2 separate regions of the Homo sapiens genome follow, and region 2 is linked to region 1. Evidence: read pairs that join two places in POLR2A ChIA-PET (ENCODE). Cell type or tissue: PC-9. All regions are shown on one strand.

What was found. Peaks named below come from ENCODE experiments on the same cell type or tissue, not always from the same donor. Only the 100,000 strongest peaks of a DNase experiment are listed, where the experiment ranks them.
Region 2: POLR2A ChIA-PET joins it to region 1 with 10 read pairs; 2 of 35 experiments call an interaction of 5 or more read pairs at or near these places.

What each region holds. Positions count from the first base shown.
Region 1 is chr2:100,682,094-100,690,093 of GRCh38, reverse strand. No RefSeq gene overlaps it. Among named protein-coding and RNA genes, the nearest start is that of LINC01868, 6.1 kb to the right of the region's middle. In PC-9, no CTCF peak of the experiment used is centred here; no DNase peak of the experiment used is centred here.
Region 2 is chr2:100,823,987-100,831,986 of GRCh38, reverse strand. The region is part of intron 1 of NPAS2 (neuronal PAS domain protein 2); the gene reads right to left. Among named protein-coding and RNA genes, the nearest start is that of NPAS2, 7.8 kb to the right of the region's middle. In PC-9, no CTCF peak of the experiment used is centred here; no DNase peak of the experiment used is centred here; H3K27ac peaks cover 1,008 bases.

The sequences.
Region 1 (8,000 bases):
CATCCTTGAGCTCAGAGCTCAGAGACCCTACTGGGTCTGGGTAGGGATGTGTGAAGCACCACAGTGGCCATCCACAGGGAAACAGAGAGAGTAACACTGGAGGCCGGGAGCCACAAGAGCAAGCGCCTTGCTATTGGAGGAAACAGGAGATAAACTGAGTTCACACTTGAATCTCTAAACTCCTGATAGTAAATTTTGTTTTGATTTATACCATGCAGTTCTTAGCATCAGACTTAACTCTCCTACCTGACTCAGAACATTTTGATTTACAAATTGGAAAATAAATGGGTTTGCACATCCTGGGCCTGTCTTGCAAACCACTCCAATAAATTCTTCATCAGTGGTTTCAGCTCTTAGCCACTTCACCTGCATTTGGGCTGCTCTGTGCATTAGAGGTGAATAAATCATATTTGAAAGATCTCCATTCTTACTGCTACATTCTGTTCCTTTGTCTCTCCTGGATGTGCGGACTGTGTATTTTGTTAAAATTACCTGGGGAGGATGTAGTCTGTTTGACAGGTCAGGCTTTCTTGCTGGAATCCACTCCTTACCCAGAATGCTGAGCCTCTTCTCACACACTACCTACTGCCTGAACTCTGGACCTTGTTCCCTCTTGAGCTCCTCTCAGCCCTGTCCTTCTTTCTTTTGCAGCTGACCACCCTCCCTGCTGTTCCAGCAGAGGCCTACTTTGTAATATTCTTGGGGAGCAAATCTCAGCTTCAACAGACTTTGCCTCCCAGCCTTTGAGATCAGCAGGCTTCGTGGATGGCTGCCTGGGTATAGATCTTCTCCTAAATAACTCTCAAGACTCAAGCTTTCCAGCATTTAGTGACTTTATTTTTTTTTAATTTTTTTCTCTTTTTTTCGATGTATTCAAAATTTTATTTTACTTATTTTTTATTTTCCATAGGTTTTGGGGGGAACGGGTGACATTTGGTTACATGAGTAAGTTCTTTAGTGGTAATTTTTGAGATTTTGGTGCACCCATCACCTGAGCAGTGTACATTGAACCCCATTTGTAGTCTTTTATCTCTAACCCCCTTTCCACCCTTTGCCCCTGAGTCCCCAAAGTCCATCACCCAAATACTTTGGCATAAATTTAACAAAAGATGCACAAGAGCTCCACACTGAAAGCCTCAAAACATTACTGAGAGAAATTAAAGAATATCTAAATAAATGGAGATAATATGTTCATGGATTGGAAAGTTCAAGATTATTGAGATGTCATTTCTCCCTAACCCAGCAATTTTTTGGTTTTGTTTTTGTTTGGTAGAAATTGATGAACCAAGTCTATAATTCATATGGAAATCAAAAGGACCTAAAATAGGGAGAACAATTTTAAAAATAAGTTGGAGGGTATATACTACTTGATTTGAAGACTTACTATAAAGCTACAGAATTGAAATGGTATGATAGTAACATATAAATTGACAAATAGACAAATGAAGCAAAATATAATCCAGATATAGACAAACGCATGTATGGTCAACTGATTTTTAACAACAGAAAAGCAATGTAATAGGGAAAGGAAGTTTTTTATTAAATGGTGCTAAAACTGAACATTTATGTGGTGGGGATAAGCTGGATCCCTACTACACATCATATACAAAACCTATTAAAAGTGGATTGCAGATCTGAATATAAGTGATAAAACTATAAGACTTCTAGAATAAAGCATAGAAAAATATCACGACCTGGGGGTAGGCAAAGATATGTTGAAATTGAACGTCATCAAAACAAAAAACTTCTGCTCCAAAAAAAGCACCATAGACTGGAAAAAATAGTCCCAATCCATATATCTGACAAAAGTACTGTTTCTAGTATATATAAAGAACTCCTATGACTCAATATTAAAAAAACAAACTCCATTTTTTTAAAAGAAGCAAAAGTCTTGAACAGATACTTTACAAAGAAAGATATACAGATGGTCAATAAACATGTGAAAACTGTTCAACATCTTTAGTCATCAGGGAAGTGCAAATTAAACCATAGTGACATACCACTACTTACCCACTATAATGGCTATAATTACCAAGTCTTACAACACTGGTGACTGGAAAGAAGGCAGAGCAACTGGGACTTTCATTCATGACTGATGGGAGTGTAAGATGATTGAACTACTTTGGGAAACTCTTTGACAGTTTCTTATAAAAGTTAAACATATATTTCTCTTATGCTCCAGCAAATGCCATTTCTAGGTATTATAACAAGAGAAATAAAAAACATATGTCCACACACAAAAAAAGACAAGCACAGAATGTTCATACCAGTTTTATCCATTATAGTCAAAAACTAGAAACAATTGAAATGTCCATCAAATGAATGAATGATATCTACAATATTCATACAAAGCAATAGTACTCAGTGATAAAAGGAATAAGCTACAAATAGACTCAACAAAATGCATAAATCTCAAAGCATTATGGTGAACAAAAGAAGCGAGATACAAAAGAGTATATTCTATGTGATTTCATTTATATGAAGTTCTAGAACAGGCACAACAAATCTATGGTGATTGTCAATCAGTGATTGTCTTAGTCTGTTATGATTGTTATATAACAGAATGCCACACACTGGTTGGCTTACAAACAGAAACTTATTTCTCATAGTTGTAGAGGCTGGGAAGTCCAAAATCAAAGTGCTGGCAGATTCTGTGTCTGACGAGATCCTGCTTCCTGGTGCATAGCTGGCACCTTCTCCCTGTGTCCTCACATGGAGGAAGGGATGAAGAACCTCATGACTTTATCACCTCCCAAAGGCCTCACCTCCTCCATCACATTGGGAATTAGGTTTTAATACATAAATGTTGGGGGAGACATATTTAGTCTACAGCCTTGATGCTTTTTGTGGGCAGAATAGATGGGAGTTTGACTGAAAGGGAGATACAAGTTTACTTTCTTGTAAACTTCTACTCCTGCTCTGAAACTTGCTTTGGTATCTTCTGTCTAATATTTTCCTTTTTTGTAGTATACTTATATGACTTTGGTATCCAGGTAAATTGAGTTAGAGAATATTTACCCTTTTATTTTCTAAAAAAACTTTGTGTAAAATCTTATTTATACATGTAAATCATGTGTGTTATTTCATCCTTAGATTCTTGGTATAATTGAACCATGAAGCCATGTGAGTGTGGAGTTTTCTTTGAAGGAAAGCTTTTAGTTACAAGTTCAATGTCTTTAGAAAATAAGGGGAAATTCGATTCTTCTATTTCTTTTTAGTTCAGTTTAATTGTATGTCTTTCAAGGAATTGATTAATTTTATATATTTAAAATATCAATATGTTTATATTGAATTTTTGGTATAAATTTCCTCTATTTTTTTAATGCCTGTAGGGCTTATAGTGATGGCTCCTCTTAAATTCCTGAGATTGGCAATTTTTCTCTCTCTCTTTTAAAATGAGTCTTGTTATGGAGTTACCAATATTATTAATATTTTTTAAAAAAACAACTTTTTATGTTATTGATTTTCCTATTGTTTTTCCTTTCATTATGTTCTTTTCCTATTTTTATTAATTTTTTCTAATTTTTTCTGTTAAATCTTTTTTTCCCCCAACTTCTTGATGTAGCATCTTATACTGTCAGTTTTAAATCCTTTTTTCTCATGTAATTATTTAATATTATATATTTCCCTCTAAGCATTCCTTTAGCTGCATGCCACAAATTTTAATATTTAATATTTTATTATTTATTTTAAAATATTTCTAATTTCCCTTGTGACTTCTTCTTTGACATATAGAATATTTAGAAATATGTAGCTTCACTTCCAAATATTTGGAGATTTAGGACATTATTTTAATATTACTCTTCAATTTCATTCTGTTGTAGTCAAGGAAGATGATCCTTATGATTTCAACACTTTAAAATGTATCAAGACTTTTTTAAATGGCCCCATATATCATCCATCTTAGTGAATGCTTCATGTGTGCCTGAAATGAATGTGTATGGAGTCAGACATTGTGTTCTATAAATGCCAATTAAATGTTGACATTGTTATTTAAATTTTTTGTCTTTTTTCTATTAATTATTCACAGATGAGTATAAACATATATAACTATGATTTTGAATTTGTCTATTTCTCTCTTTAGTGCTGTCCATTTTTTTCTGAAGGTATTCTGATGCTCTTTTATTAAGAGTATACACAAATAGGATTTTTATGTCTTGATGAATTGACCTTTTTTTCATTTTATCTCTTTATCTCTAGCAATAGGTTTTGAAGTTTGCCTTGACATATTATATTGACTTATAAGTGACTTAAATTGAAGGGGTGGCCTGCCCCTCCACAGCTGTAGGTGTTTCTTGTCGGGTGGGACGAGAGACTGAGAAAAGAAAGAGACACAGAGACAAAGTATAGAGAAAGAAAAGTGGACCCAGGGGACTGGCACTCAGCATACGGAGGACCCGCGCCAGCACTGGTCTCTGAGTTCCCTCAGTATTTATTGATCATTATCTCTACCATCTTGGAAAGGGGGATGTGGCAGGACGATAGGGTAATAGTGGGGAGAGGGTAAGCAGGAAAACAGGTGAACAAATGTCTCTGTGTCATAAACAAGGTTAAGAAAAAGGTGCTGTGCTTTGATGTGCACATACATAAACATCTCGGTGCATTAAAGAGCAGTATTGCCACCAGCATGTCTCACCTTCAGCCCTAAGCCAGTTTTCTCCTATCTCAGTAGATGGAATATACAATTGGGTTTTACACCGGGACATTCCATTGCCCAGGGATAAGCAGGAGACAGATGCCTTCCTCTTATCTCAACTGCAAGAGGCATGCCTTCCTCTTTTACTAATCCTCCTCAGCACAGACCCTTTACGGGTGTTGGGCTGGGGGACGGTCAGGTCTTTCCCTTCCCACTAGGCCATATTTCAGACTGTCACATGGGGAGAAACCCTGGACAATACCTGGCTTTCCTAGGCAGAGGTCCCTGCGGCCTTCCACAGTGTTTTGTGTCCCTGGGTAATTGAGATTAGGGAGTGGTGATGACTCTTAATAAGCATGCTGCCTTCAAGCATGTGTTTAACAAAGCACATCCTGCGTAGCCCTAAATCCACTAAACCTTGAGTCGACACAGCATATGTTTCTGGGAGCACAGGGTTGGGGGTAGGGTTACAGATTAACAGCATCTCAAGGCAGAAGAATTTTTCTTAGTACAGAACAAAATGGCATCTCTTATGTCTACTTCTTTCTACACAGACACAGTAACAATCTGATCTTTCTTTCTTTTCCCCACATTATATTAATAACTACTCATGTTTTCTTATAATTGGTGATTAAAAGATATATTTTTCTCTATCTTTTACTTTTAATTCCTCTGTACCTTTGGTTTTAAAGTGTGTGTCTAGTAAATAGCATATGATCCAATCTCTTCTTTTTATCCAGTCTGACAAGCTCCACTTTTTAATTGAAACGTTTAACCAACTTTCCTACTTGTTTTCTATTTATCCCATCCATTCTTTGGTTGTTCCACCCCCTTTCCTCCCTTCTTTTGAATTAATTGAATAAATTTTAGTATTTCATTATATCTACTCTTTGGGTTGACTTTGGGTTTTATAGTGGTTTCACTAGAGATTAAAGTATATATCCTTAACTTATCCCAGTCAATCTTTACTTAGCATTATACTTCCTGTAAAATGTAAAAATTCAATAATAATATTCTTCCATTTTTATCCTTCCCATCTTTGTGCTATTTTTCCTACATTTTAATTCTAAACATTCTACCAACCGCATTGTATATTTTTATTTTTTTTTCATTTCTCTTAAGTCAAATGAATTTTCTTCAACATTTCTGGTAGTACAGTATATCAACAAATTTTTTCAGCTTCTGTTTAGTTTGAAAATCTCTTTCACTTTATTTCTTAAAGTTATATTTGCTGGAAGAATTCTAGATTGCTTTTTTTTTCTTTAGCACTTTAAATAAGTCTTTCCAATTTCAGTTACTCTTATTGTTCTCCTCTATACATTTTGTCTCATTTCTCTGACTGATTTAAAAATTTTCTCTGTCTTTGGTGTTCAGACGTTTTACTGAGATATCCCAAGATGTAGTCTTTTTTTGTTTATAATACTCAGGATTTGTTGAATCCGTTGAATCTGAACTTGTTAGTTTGACATATTCCATCAAATCTGGAAAAAATTCTGTCAGTATATTTTCAATACGTTTTGCTGTAAAATCTCTTGCCTTTCCTTCTGAGACTATAATTACATACAATGAAAATATTAACTTATCTGTTGAGAGTTCTGTTTCTTATATCCACATTTTCTTTATAAATCCTTGAATAAATAGGTAACAGCCCTTTAAGATTTCTTGTCTGTTAATTCCATTATCTGTGTCATCTCAGTATCTGTTTCTATCAATTGTTTTCTCCAGTATTAGATCATATTTCCTACTTCTTTATTTTTGTAGTGAATTTCTATTGTGTGCTCTACATTGTGAATGCAATATTGTTGAGGGCCTAAATTAAATTTTTTTCCTTGAAAGAATGTTGAGTCTTATTTTGGCAGGAAGTTAATTTACTGGCAAAACAGGTTGGTTTTAGGCTTTGGTAGCTCAGGCTGCAGTAGCCCCTACTTTGGAGCATAGCTTTTCTGCAATCTTAACTGAATACCTAGAATTCTTCCATCTGTAGCAGGGTTTCTTCCCTCGGGCTGATCAGACCTCCAAAGTTTCCAAGCACTATGCCTTCTCTGGAATCTCCATGCATTTCTCAGTTCCCAGAAGTTGTTCTGTCTCAGGCCTTGTGGAATTTCATGTTTACACGTGTAGTTTAGTATTTGTCCGTAGACTCAAGACGTCATTATACAAATTTCTGGATAACAGGTTTCTTGCATCCTTCCTCTTCTTTGGTATCCTCTCTCTCAATTTCCAGCTGCCTCATCAGCACTGAACTAATATTTTTTCTCCACTCAGGCAGAATGCTGCTGTCTAGTTCGGTTCCACTTTCATGTCACAATTTAGAATATGCTCTCAGGCAGGAATCTGGCATAAATGTGACATCATTCCATGTGTTCTTCTTTCAAGGGCCACAGCCCCACACTATCTGTTGTACAATGGCTGAAAAGAGTTGCTTCCATTTTTCTCTCAGTTTTGTAGTTGTTTATGGCGAGACTGTAAGTCTGATACCCAACATTGCATCATGGACTGACTGGAAGACTCCAGTGGCCCCCTCATTTTACAGATGGGAATGTGGAGGCTTAGCAACCTCTTCTGTTTTGCCCAGTCAAGATCACTCAAGCGATGGGTGTCAGAATACTGACCAGAGCCCTGATTTTTACCCCTCCTTTTAGGTCTCTCTCTGCCACATTTCGTGTTACATCAGAGCATGGGAGCCCCGGAAGTGAGAGTCTCCTGTTCTCGTCCCTGCTGTGTCCTGTGCTCATGCTTCAATCTTTCGGAGACTTTTAGATAGCAAAGTGCACCAGCTGGGGTTCTGGGTCTGCCAGGCCTCGGTGGGAATCAGATCCTCCACTTAGCAGCTGATTGACCTTAGATGAGTTTCTTCATATTCTTACCCCCATTTGTTATCTTTAACAGGCGGGTAAAAACACTAACTGTTGGAGGGGTTTGCAATGATCAAATGTTCTATACTCAGAATGTGCCTGCTGTAGAGGTTTGCTCCATAGAGGTGAGCACATCACAGTGTGACTCTGGGAACTGAGGGTGGGTGACTGACAAATGCTGTGCTTTCTCTCTCCATGCACATGGTGAGCTTGAGTTATTTTGTTTATTAAAGCATTTTGTGGCAATGGCACTTGATGAGTCCCAGGTGTTATTAATATCTCTGAATCACTATGAAGTTCTATAAATACCTTTCCCTCCTCTAGCTATGTTATTTTTTCCCCTTACCTTATGAAAATTTAAGTCAGCAACGAAATTATGAATCACTGGCTCCCTTATCCTCTGTTCTGTAATTAAGGAAGCGCTAGGTAAGAAAGCACCTGTTGAGGAAGGTGGATGGCAGGCAGAGCCCATGCTGGAGGCTGCCTGCCTGCCCACCTCCAAGGTGCCA
Region 2 (8,000 bases), 140 kb before region 1:
TGGGGCCCTGGCAGCTGAGAATCAGCATGCTAGGGGGTAAATGACAGCAAACGAAGGCAAAAAGAATATGGGTTTGCAGGTTTGAGAGAATAGAAAAGCCAGGAAGGAGATGTAAAATGCAGGATAGGGGTCTATTTTCATCAAGGCCACCTTGAACTGGATCCAAATCCAGGGGTCCCGTGCTTCCCCTGGACAGTTTCCAAAAGTGGTACCTTTTCAGATCAAATGAAAGTAAAGAAGATTTTATTTTGCTTGAGAGATCATAAAACCTCTAAAAAATTGCCATGCAAATTGGTTGTGAATGAATCTCTCTCTCCCACAATGCTATGAAGGGGAAAGGGGGGAGGCCATAAAAGGAAAATTCTCTCTGACCATTAAGAAGGCCTTGGAGAGGTCACACAAAAACTTCCATCTGCTTTTGGTCATTAGATGAGCTGAGATGACAGAGCTGCAGAGCAATCGTTCTCAGCAAGGTTCTAGCTGACACATCCGCCCCCACCTTACCACACACCCCACAACTTGGGGTTTAAAGTTTTCCTCGTATTTGTTATTAGATCTTGATCTCCAGGGAATTAGGCATCTTTTGCAGTAACTTATGATACTGTATGCCATGTCTTTCGTAGACAACACAAACTGAAGTGCTGACGTGGCAAACACACAATTTATTTTTATTTTTATTTATTTATTTTTTGAGACAGAGTCTTGCTTTGTCACCCAGGCTGGAGTGCAATGGCGCAATCTCAGTCCACCGCAACCTCCGCCTCCTGGGTTCAAGTGATTGTCCTGCCTCAGCCTTCCGAGTAGCTGGGATTACAGCCATCACCACACCCGGCTAATTTTTGTATTTTTAGTACAGAAGCGGTTTCACCATGTTGCCCAGGCTGGTCTTGAACTCCTGACCTCAGGTGATCCACCTGCCTCAGCCTCCCAAAGTGCTAGGATTACAGGCATGAGCCACTGTGCCCAGCCCAAACACAAGATTTGGTAGGTCAATGTAGCAGCCAGACTGGCTTCCCCTTGTCCTCACTCCAACCCACCTCCTCAAAAAACCTCTCTAGCTACAAGAAAATGTTTCCTCCCCTCCCTTACTGTCAACACTTTGTCAACAGGCAGTGATCAGCACTGTTTGTCCCGTGACCTATGTGGACGTATGATGCTGTCTGCTTCTAAAAGGTCTTCACCCTCCATGATGGATAATGGAAAATTGAAGCCATCAAGTTCTGAGATTGAAAAAATAATGGATGGATGTTTCTATACAACACTAAAGACAGATCTGACTTCTACTGACGGGGACTATTTGTGAAAATACTCCAAAAGGACTCCAGCCCATGTCGGAGAACCATGACTAGCTGCTGGGTTGGATGAAGCTAGAAACCATCATTCTGAGCAAACTATCCAAGGACAGAAAACCAAACACCGCATGTTCTCACTCATAGGTGGGAACTGAACAATGAGAACACTTGGGACACAGGGCAGGGAACATCACACACCAGGGCCTGTTGTGGGGTCGGGGGAGGGGGAGGGATAGCATTAGTAGAAATACCTAATGTAAATGACGAGTTAATGGGTGCAGCACACCAACATGGCACATGTATACATATGTAACTAACCTGCGCATTGTGCACATGTACCCTAGAACTTATAGTATAAAAATAAAATAAAAAGAAATGGAGTTAACCCATCTGAATTAAGGAGAAAACAAATGTTTGCATTTGTATGCCAAAAAATATAGGCATTCATAAAAATTAATAAAAAATAGAGGCATTCTCATTTCTTCGTGGTCTCAAAGTTTCTTCTACCACCTGTCATGTTATTGCACGTAGTCTGATGACTAACAATTCTATTCGCGTTAGGATATTTGGGATGCCTCAATGCATGCAACAAAGACCAAAGAGCTATGCTGGCTGCCTCATGATGTCCCCAGGAAGTCTACTGATAGGTTGTTTTTGCTTTCAAGGTATCTTTTTCTTGTGTGGTCTGTTGACTCTGAGAAGGTTTTTTCTTTTGTCATCTTGCCTTTTCCTTTCCTATTGGAGGACAGCAGGTGGTGGGTGTTCCTGGGCTATGCACTATCACTTAGGAGTGAGGAAGTAGAAGGATGATCAGAGGTCCATGCCCAAGAGTGGTGCTTTTCAAATGTGCCCTTGCCTGAAGGGTGATTAACATTTCTTATGAGTTTTATCCATTTCATTTGCCTTCCTCTCTTCTCTAGCAGAATTGAAAATGTTTTAAGAGCATTCCCCTGGATAACTGGAACAAGATGAGGATGCCCACTCTCACCACTTCTATTCAACATAGTACTGGAAGTGCTAGTCAGAGTAATCAGGCAACAGAAAGAAAGTAAAGGCATCCAAATAGGAAACGAAGAAGTCAGACTCTCTCTCTTTGCTGCTGATATGATTCTATGGCTAGAAAACCCCGAAAAACTCCACCAAAAGGCCCCTAGAACTGACAAATGACTTCGATAAAGTTTCAGGATACAAAATCAATGTGCAAAAATTAGTAGCATTTCTACATTATTTCACACCAATAACGTCCAAACTGAGAGCCAAATCAAGAACACAGTTCCAAAGTGCTGGGATCAGGCGGGCGGATCACTTGAGGTCAGGAGTTCGAGACCAGCCTGGCCAACATGGCAAAACCTCATCTCTACTAAAAATACAAAAATTAGCCAGGCATGGTGGTGCGTGCCTGTAGTCCCAACTACTCAGGAGGCTGAGGTTGTAGTGAGCTGAGATTGCGCCACTGCAATCCAGCCTGGGCGACAGAATGAGACTCTGTCTCAAAAAAAAAAAAAAAACAACAAAACACACACAGTTCCATTTGCAGCAGCCATTAAAATATAAAATACATAGGAATACAGCTAACCAAAGAGGTGAAAGATCTCTACAATGAGAACTATAAAACACTTCTAAAAGAAAACATAGATGACAGAAACAAATGGAGAAACATTCCATGCTCATGGATTGGAAGAATCAATATTATTAAAATGCTCATACTGCCCAAAGCAATCTACAGATTCAGTGCTATTCCTATCAAACAACCAATGTCATTTTTCACAGAACTAGAAAAAACTCTTCTAAAATTCATAGGGAACCAAAAAAGAGCTTGAATAGCCAAAGGAATCCTAAGCAGAAAGAACGAAGCTGGAGACATCATATTACCCAACTTCTAACTATACTATAAGGCTACAGTAACCAAAACAGCATGGTACTGGTACAAAAACAGGCACATATACCAATGGAATAGAAGAGAGGACTCAGAAATAAAGCCACACACCTGCAGCCATCTGAGCATCAACAAAGTTGACAAAAATAAGCAATGGGGAAAGGACTCTCTCTTCAGTAAATGGGGCTAGGATATTTAGCTAGCCATATGCAGAAGAATGAAACTGGACCCCTACCTTTCACCATATACAAAAATTAACTGAAGATGAATTAAGGATTTAAATGTAAGACTTCAATCATAAGAATCCTAGAGAAAAGCCTAGGAAACATCAGTCTGGACACTGGCCTTGGGAAAGAAAGTCCTCAAAAGCCATTGCAACAAAAACAAAAATTAACAAGTGGGACCTAATTAAACTAAAGAGCTTCTGCACAGAAAAAGAACCTATCAACAGAGTAAACAGACAACCTACATAAATGGGAGAACATATTTACAAACTATTCATTCAACAAAGGTCTAATATCCAGAATCTATAAGGAACTTAAACAACTGAACAAGCAAAAAAAACAAAAACCATATTTAAAAATAGGCAAAATACATGAACAGACACTTCTCAAAAGAAGACATACAAACATGAAAAAAATGCTCCATATCACTAATCATCAGATAAATGCAAATCAAAACCTCAATAAGGTACCATCTCACACCAGCCAGAATGGCTATTACTAAAAAGTCAAAAAACACATGCTGGAGAGACTGTGGAGACAAGAGAACACTAATGCACTGTTGACTGGAATGTAAATTAGTTCAGCCACTGTGGAATGCAGTTTGGAGCTTTCTCAAAGAACTTAAAACAGAGCTACTAATTTGACCCAGCCATCCCACTACTGATAGTAGTATCTATCCAAAAGAAAACAAATCATTTTACCAAAAAGATATATGCATTCACATGTTCATCACAGCACTATTCACAATAGCAATCGTGATTCCATGTCCATGTCTACTGGACATGGAATCAACCTAGATGCCCATCAACAGTGAACTGGATAAAGAAAATGTGTTACATATATACTATGGAATACTATGCAGCCATAAAAAGAATGAAGCCATGTCCTTTACAGCAACGTGGATGCAGCTGGAGGCCATTATCCTAAGTGAATTAATGCAGAAATAGAAAACCAAATACTGCATGTTCTCACTTATAAGTGGTAGCTAAACATTGGGTACTTGTGGACATAAAGATGGCAACAACAGGTACTGAAGACTACTGGAGGGAGCAGGGAGCCAGGGGATAAGGACTGAAAACCTAACTATTGGGTACTACATCAGTACCTGGGTGATAGGATCATTCATACCCCACACCTCAGTATCATGCAATATACCCAGGTAACAAACCTGCACATGTATCCCCTGAATCTAAAATAAAAGTCGAAAAAATTAAAAGAATACAGCAAATTTACTTTTCAGCTGTCTCATGCAATGTACGAAGTGTTTACGTAACTACTGTACATTCAGAGAACTGAATTTAGAACCTGTCTGACTGTAAATCTGATGGATTCTAAAAGCAACAAAGCTTCTTAGAAATGCTTGGGGCAGCCTACCATCTGACTGGATTGAGAAAGGCCTGGAAGGTCATCTCCTCAGGGTTTTCTTGGAAACATATCACTGGAGGGGTGTGTCTCCCAACACCATTTCCAGAAAATCTTTCAGGTTTACTGCAAGGTCGATCATAGCCACTTAATTTTCATAGACAACCTCTATTTCAAATATTTCCCTTTGCGTCTTCATGTACCATCGATACACTCCCAAAACAAGTATAACTATTATGTAGCCAATAAAATTTAATTTAAATTGTTTATGTCATGGAAAAATGCTTATGTTCACGTCAAAACAATCAGAATAGAAAACTATAAATGGTACTACCTCAAACATGTGAAAATGCACAAAAAAGATTTAAAAGCTGGAAAATATCTTGTGTTAGTTAAGATATGGAGACAAGGCGGCCTTACACACTGTAGATGGGGAGGTTAACAGGCATAGCTTTTTTTAGCCCCCAATTTGGCAGCATCTATCAATATTTCAAACAGGTGTGCCTTTACCCAGGCCTAATAATCCCTGACCTAGAAAATCTTGAAATGTACATAAAGATATACAGATAAGGAAGTTAATACAAAAACTGTAACAGTCAACTCAATAGATTATTTATTAATAGGGATGGGTTAAATAACGTCCTATTTGTACTTCTGAATAATACTCTGTAGCCTTTAAAAATAAAGAAAAAGGTATGTCATTAAAAATCCATGCCATATTAAGTTGCTAAATAATATACATAAAATGAGTTCAGTTTTTGTTTTTATTTTTTAGTTTAATTTTATTTTTTTGAGACAAAGTCTTGCTCTGTTGCCAGGCTGGAGTGCAGTGGCAGGATCTTGGCTCACTTCAACCTCCGACTCGCTGGTTCAAGTGATTCTCCTGCCTCAGCCTCCTGAGTAGCCAGGATTACAGACATGTGCCACCATGCCCAGCTAATTTTTATATTTTTAGTAGAGACAGGGTTTCACCATGTTGGCCAGGATTGTCTCGAACTCCTGACCTCGTGATCCGCCCGCCTCGGCCTCCCAAAGTGCTGGGATTACAGGCGTGAGTCAGTGCACCCGGCCTTAGTTTTTAAAAGTGTACATATGTGTGTGTATATGTAAATGCGCCAAAAATGACTAGCAGAACATGCCCCATGGTTATCAGTCATTACCTCCTGAGAAAGGTGGAGAGTTATGGGATGCTTTTGGCTACAACAGAAAAACTAGCTCAGTTTGCTTCATCTGGTAATGGTTTCATGATCTCACACATGTTCAAAAACAGACTCTTCTTTGTGTAATTCAGAAAGTCAAGGGCACCACGGAGACCTCCCCGCCCCCTGCCCTTCTTCACCTTTGCATTCTTCCGCAGGTCAGCTGAGACCTGGCCCAGCCCCTCTGGTGGCTGATGGCTGCCCAGTTTGCAGGCATTATGGCCACATATCACAGTATCTAGTGGAAGGAAAGGACTGTTTCCTTCCTTGTCTCTTTTGAGAGCAGGGAAACTTTCCCAGAAGCCTCCCAGTGGCCCACCCTCACATTTTATTGGCTAGAACAGGGTCCGCATGCTCACCCTGAGCCAGTCACTGGCAAGGGCAGCAGCCCCACCCTCACCAGGGTTGAGTGGCCAATCTGATAAACCTCCAGAGGCAGGTGTGGGTTGGCAGTCTACTGTACAAAATCCAGTTTCTGCTAGGCAAATAAAAGATAGGGCGATGATTATGGGTAGGCCACAAGGATGAAGGGAATTTTTTTTCTTTCTACTAGAAATGGTTCTGTGCTATTTGAAAATTTTTACAAGATTATATCCATGTGCTTTTTAAGATAAACTAATATAAAAATATTTCAATGCATAGAAAAAACACTGAACGGAAAATATATCTTGAAATTGTGGGGTTTTTTCCTTCTTTTCTATCTTTTCCAAAAACTATGTACTTTTATAAACAAAAAACCAATAATTTTCAGATGACCTCGAGCTCTTAATATTTTATCACCAAGGGGCACAAATATCATTCATAAAATTGTGCATGTCATTTTTGGCTCAGAAGAGGCTAGAAGAATCACGCCACTAGGTTCTGTCACCTCGTCACCTGTCTGTCTTTAGATGGGCCTGTGTTTTCTGGAAGCCTGGATGATTTTCAGTGGTCTGGGAACATTATCTGCCACGGCCTTCAGCAAAGCAACAAAGTCCACAAATTGAGTCCTAGGGTCCAACCTCTCAGCTTCAGCCCCCACCACTGCTCCCATTTCCATCCTGGTACTCCCATGCCTGACGATGCCTTCCTTTCCCTCTCTCGTCTCCACCCTCACCCAGGCCTGCCTTGGCTCCAGGGGGTTCCTCTGCTTTTCCTTCCCCCTAAACATCAAACTGCCATTGCCATTCTCTTAGAACTTGGTTTTCAAGATTTACTTTCAGGGAGCGTGGAAGGCAAATGGTAGCAGAGAAATCGCCTTTGCAAATAATAAATGGAATCCCAAAATATATTTTAAAAAATCAGAGTGATGTTGGTTGAAGTGTTTTCAGGGCCACCCAGGTGACCCCTCCTAATATCAGGGTGAAGGACACCATTGCCTTGCAATATCCATCTCTCCTAGATGGCAGGAGGAAGCAATATCTTAGAGTGCAAAGCATAAAAGGCACCCCAGGTGAATTCCAACACGCTCGGCACTAGTTTCAAGTAACTCGTACTATGGTGGAAAGACAGATTGATGGCTTTGATCCTGGAAAGTGACCCACCACAGAATAGACCAATGCCCCTCAAAGAGGAGAGGTGTTTGTCCTCTCCACTACATTTTTAAAGAGCGCTTGATTGCCACTAGCAGTCTTGATCAACAGAACCTACAGCTTAAGTACCAAGAAAAGCTTCAGATGAAAATATCCTAGGAAGGGCTATCAACAAAGCAAACCAGAAGCCAGGGACTGCAGGAGAGGGTGGAGATAAGCATGCTCCCAATAATTTTCCATTTTGCCTCTGATTAGCTTCCACAGCTGCCTGCCCTCCAGCCCTGGCCCGGTTCTCCACGGCCGGCCTTGGGTTTGCTGGTAAACCAAATTGAATCTCTAATTGGTGAACTACATGGAACATATTTTAGTAACCTCTTCGTCCTCCTTGCTTTCCAGCCTCCTCTCTCCTATCAACAGTAATAAAAGCAATCACTTTTGTTAGGCCTAACACGCGTCCTTTACTGGTAATTCTACAAACTTGGCAAGGTAAGCATCATTTGCACTGTTTTTCTGACAAGGACTCTGAGTCTCAGGTT